Regions from separate parts of the Homo sapiens genome. Here region 1 is linked to region 2. Evidence: read pairs that join two places in POLR2A ChIA-PET (ENCODE). Cell type or tissue: Panc1. All regions are shown on one strand.

Evidence for each region. ChIA-PET counts read pairs that join two places held together with the same protein. Peaks named below come from ENCODE experiments on the same cell type or tissue, not always from the same donor. Only the 100,000 strongest peaks of a DNase experiment are listed, where the experiment ranks them.
Region 1: POLR2A ChIA-PET joins it to region 2 with 13 read pairs; 2 of 35 experiments call an interaction of 5 or more read pairs at or near these places.

What each region holds. Positions count from the first base shown.
Region 1 is chr3:125,037,714-125,040,213 of GRCh38, reverse strand. All of the region lies in intron 1 of HEG1 (heart development protein with EGF like domains 1), which reads left to right. Among named protein-coding and RNA genes, the nearest start is that of HEG1, 17 kb to the left of the region's middle. In Panc1, no CTCF peak of the experiment used is centred here; no DNase peak of the experiment used is centred here; H3K27ac peaks cover 1,596 bases.
Region 2 is chr3:125,261,930-125,264,429 of GRCh38, reverse strand. The region is part of intron 7 of ZNF148 (zinc finger protein 148); the gene reads left to right. Among named protein-coding and RNA genes, the nearest start is that of SLC12A8, 50 kb to the right of the region's middle. In Panc1, no CTCF peak of the experiment used is centred here; no DNase peak of the experiment used is centred here.

The DNA.
Region 1 (2,500 bases), 220 kb after region 2:
GGTCCCAAATCTTTAACTGTCTGCCAGACATTTTCCCTTGGAAGTTGTAACATCACCCCAAACGTCACATATCAAAAACAGACTTTTCTTGTTCCTCAAGCTCATTCTCCGTTATGGCTCCACTCTTTCTCTCTTATTCTTTTCGTTATGCGTAAAAATCCTCTCTGAGTTAGAAGCTGATCTAGAAGTCCTCTTGCTCAGTCTTCCAGCTAATAATGTGCAGCTGTTGTCAAATCAAGTCTGTCTGATTCCAAAGCCCGTGTGATAGGCACCATTTCATTCCTCTTAGAGAGAAACAAGGTCAGCACAGTTGTGTTTCAAGCTGCAGTTTGGCTTTTTGTGGGGGACTTGTTTTTTTTTGTTGTTTTTTTTTTTTTTGGCTCTGTTCTTTTGGCCAGTGCCTTAAAGCCTCATGGAATAAGCTGGAGTGTGATGGAATGAGCCCTAGGTTCAGACTGTGTCTGTACTGCTAGTGAGTGCGTGACCTGGAACAATCACTTAATCTTTCTGACCCTCAGTTTCCCCATGTGCTATATGAGGATAATAATACCCGCTTGACAGGGTATTAATGAGATAATGCATGTGAAAATGTTTAGCACGTGGTAAGCCCTAAATAGATGTTAGTGAAATCTGAATCCAAATGGAGGGAAAAGAAAATAAAGGGCTTGTTCTTCAATTGTGTGCCCCAGAAGCTTGTAGCTGGCAGCGCTTGTCATTTGGCCCGCTGCGGGGGTTGAGGCTGAGGTGTGGGGGTGGGGTGGACCCTCCAGGAGGAAATTACCTCTTTGGATAAGACAGCACACTCCCTGTATGCTCCTACTCACTCCACTGCTCAGAAACAATGCAAACTGAAAAGCCCCAAATCACTGGCAGGGAGTGGGGGGTGGCAAGGAGTTGACTCTGTAGCAGCTGCTAATTAGGAAATCCTATTCTTGGGCTGTGCTAGCATCCCTGATGATGCTGGTTCACAAACAGATGTTTTGGAACATTAAGACGCTACAGAAGTGGAAGTTGTCAATTAGGAGGAAAAAAAAAACAGGCAAAGCAAGCAATAAAACGCTCTTGTTAATTTAATCTCCATTCATGGTACAAGGGAAAGTTATGGCCCAGCACAGGGGGCTAAGTACAGAGGGAAGGATGGTATTTTCAGCTCAAAAGATACCTGAGAAATGGGATGTCTAATCTCCAATATGAGGAGGGTTGGTGTGAATGGGGTTTGAATGATTGTCTCTGACCATCTGCGAAGCTGGCCTGGGTGAGGTGCACAGCACCAGCCTACTAAGCCTCCAGGGTGCCCCCTCCCACCCCATGAATGTCTGAGGGGGCACAGCCTCTTCTCCTTACTCCTGACTTCATTGGGCCCAGGCTCTGAAGCTTGAGGAATCCCGTCTCCTTTCCATTTCTCCAGGGCCGTTTCTCTTCTCCACCAAGAATAAGAGCAGGTTCTTTGACACCTCGCCCTCCATGTGGCAGGTTTATTCCAAATTACTCTCCTACTCAGGGTGTACACAGGTGCTGAATAGGGAGCCATGCCCTAAACAGAATTCATCCACAGTGGCCCTGATGAACTCAGGGCTTCAGAAAGGATCAGTCATTGGACTTCAGTACATATTTTAGCATTTGACCCATTGTCCCCACTGCGATGCCACCTGGAATGGTGTAAAGCGCTTGGATGTTCACAGTCAAACAAGACCTCCAGTGGCAGTAGGGGTGGGCTGGGGGTGTTGCCTGCTCCAGCTATGTGGTTTATTAATCCCTTTCCAAGGAAGAGTTAGTAGGCAATAAGAGAGATAGAGGGGTACCCGGAGTTCAATAGGGGACAGTGGGATATTGTTCTTTTGGGGTACCAGGCCAGTGACTTCAAGAGCTTGCTGTGCTGGAGGTGGTCCCAGGTCTCACGCTGTGCGTCCTAAGCTCTCCCTATACCTCCTAGGAGAGGTGTCGTGGAGTGGAATTCAGCGAGGCCCAAACTGTTCCTGCAGCCATTTGTCTAGCCTCAGTGCTTTTGTCAGAGTGGATTCCTAGCTTCCAAGAGGGCTTGGGAGCCTGGGGCCACTCTGGTATGGGCTGTGGTCCACTACCTGAAGAAGGGTTAGGACACTGAGCTTTGATTGATTAGCAGTGCCTGCCAAGGTCATCCACCCAAATCTATTTCTTAAAAGTTGACAACCCTAAATCCATTTAATAGCTATGACATATGTAGCATTCACTGTGTACCAGGCACTCTTTCTAAGCTCTTACATGTCTACATTCCATTGGTTTTCACAACAACCCAGTGAGGGAGATGCTGTTAATATCCTCATTTTACAGAAGGCAAGCTGGGGCATGAAGCAATTAAGGATCTCACTTAAGATCATAGGGTATGAAAGAGGTGGAGCCAGAAGTCTAACCTACATGGTCTGACTTGAACCACAGTCTGTGTATTCCCCCACTGCCTCTCTTATTAAGAATTGAATTTCTAGAGACACGGAAAGCAGTAGTTTCTCACCAGTGCAGGCGA
Region 2 (2,500 bases):
CAAACACTTCTCCAACTCTTTGGACACCAGCCGGCTGTCCTATTATACAGTTTAATTAAATGCTGACACTAACTACTTGGAGTTAGCATCAGATCCTGCAAGTTAAGGGCTCAGTCCCACAAGGCTGCCCCCTCTTCGGATGCCAATCACAAGTTTAGGCCTCTTGTACTTCTGACCAACTGGCTATAAATCATGGGGGGAGGGAGTTTGGATAATTTGCTATAACAGTTTACAGAACCCAGGAAAGTGCTTTACTTACATTTACCATTTTATTACAAAGGATTCAGTTGTACAGCCAGATGAAGAGGGTCCACAGGACAAGGTCTGGAAGGGTCCCAAGTACCGGAGCTTCTGTCTTGTGGATTTAGGGTGTGCCACCATCCTGGCACTTGGATGTGTTCACCAACCCAGAAGCTCTCAGAACCTCATTACTTAGGGGCTTTTATGGAGGTTAGTAATGTAGGCATGATGGATTGATTATTAACTCAGTTTCTAGCCCTTCTTCCCTTCCTGGAGGTTGAGGAGAATGGGGCTGAAATTTCTAGGCTTCTACTCAAGGCCTTGTCTTTCTGGTGACCAGCCCCTATCCTGAAGCTATCTAGGGTCCCAGAAAGATCGCCTCATTAGAACGAAAGAGGCTTCTATCACCCAGGAAATCCCTAGGGTTTCAGGAGTTCTGTGTCAGGAATAAAAGACACTGCTATCACTCAGGAAATTGAAAGGATTTTAGGAGCTCTGTCAGGAATCAGGGACAAAGACCAAATATTAGAACAAAAGATGCTTTTATCACCCCGATCACTCAGGAAATTACTAGAGTTTTAGGAGCTCTTTGTCTGGACCTGGGGACAAAAATTGAATGTATATTTCTTTTTTTTTTTTGAGACAGAGTCTTACTCTATTTCCTAGGCTGGAGTGCAGTGGCACAATCTTGGCTCACTGCAACCTCAGTCTCCCGGGTTCAAGTGATTCTCCTGCCCCAGCCTCCTGAGTACCTGGGATTACAGGTGCATGCCACCACACCCGGCTAATTTTTGTATTTGTAGTAGAGACAGGGTTCCACCATGTTGGCCAGGCTGGTCTCGAACTCCTCACCTCAGATGACCCACCCGTCTTGGCTTCCCAAAGTCCTGGGATTACAGGCGTGGGCCACCGTGCCCAGCCTAAATATATATTTCTTATACTACAATATTACCCTGTTATTTACTCAAGAAGTCAATACTAGGTTTGAAGTGACTAAAGAATTCATCTCTGTGCAACAACTATAGGCAAGAATAGTTTCAAAATGGAATTATACACTTTAAATGGATGAATGGAATGGTATGCAACTTAAATGTCAAGATGTTTTCAAAAAAATGAGTAAAGAACTTGACAAAACATTTTAATATAAACTGAAGTGGATCTGCTAAGTTGTGTTACAGCGAATGGTGGGAAAAAAAATACATGTGGAACAGAATAGTTTAGTTGAACTAATTTACAAAGCTTGAGAAATACAAAGCATTTAAAGTTTATGGCCTTTCATGTTAGTATTTGTGACCAGTACTTTGTGAGAAACATTTGAATACATTATGTGTCATTGAACCAATAGTGTCAATAGTGAACTTCATTTGCTCTGGTGGGCTTAACCATTATCAGTGTTCCATGAATTTCTGTCAGCTATGGAAGCTGAATGTTCTGATTTACTCTATTATATAGCAGTTTAATATCTTAGAAGTGGTAAAGTCTTATTGGGAGCTTTTGAATGTAAAGCCAAAATTAAACTTTTTCTGAATTAATATCACCAATCTCAATCACTGAAGAATAGCTTTAGAAATTAGCTTCTGCTGAAGACTTGAAAATGTTTCTTAATAAATTCAGCCTGTTATTACAAGGGAAACCAGTGTTTATATGTGAAATTTCTCCCATGATAAAGTTATCTTGACAGCACCTAATATTGAATCACAAAATGCTGTTTTATGTACTTCCTATGCTATCAGTTAGAACAAGAAGCAAAATCTCCACTCTCACACAAATAGGCAGTGGATGTATTTTCCAAGCTCAAACTACAATTTCGTCAGATTTTGGACCTTGATGCAAGTGCAAAGAAAGTTTTCATATTTCAGAATCCACTTAATTGTGCAACTCTGCCTACTCTTTAATTGGAAGTAGTTAATGTCCAGTGTAATACATGATAAAAGGCAAATATCAGGGATCTAATAAAATTTTCTGTAAATGCCTTCCAAGTGGTGAATAATGCTTGATAAAATCACATTTTCATGGATTGATATCAGTATCTGTCTTTGTGACAAGACGGTTTCAAAGATGAAATGCATAAAATCTCATTGCAGATCAGCATTAACATACATTTACAATTGATTTTAATGATAGGGAATGCTAATTTTGAAGCCCTATAAAAGAGAATTCCAGCGTTTTCATTAGTAGAACTGTATGGTGAAAAGTTATGCATTATTATTATCATAGTTTGAATTTCATTAATAAAATTTTTGTGGAAATTGTTTTCTCT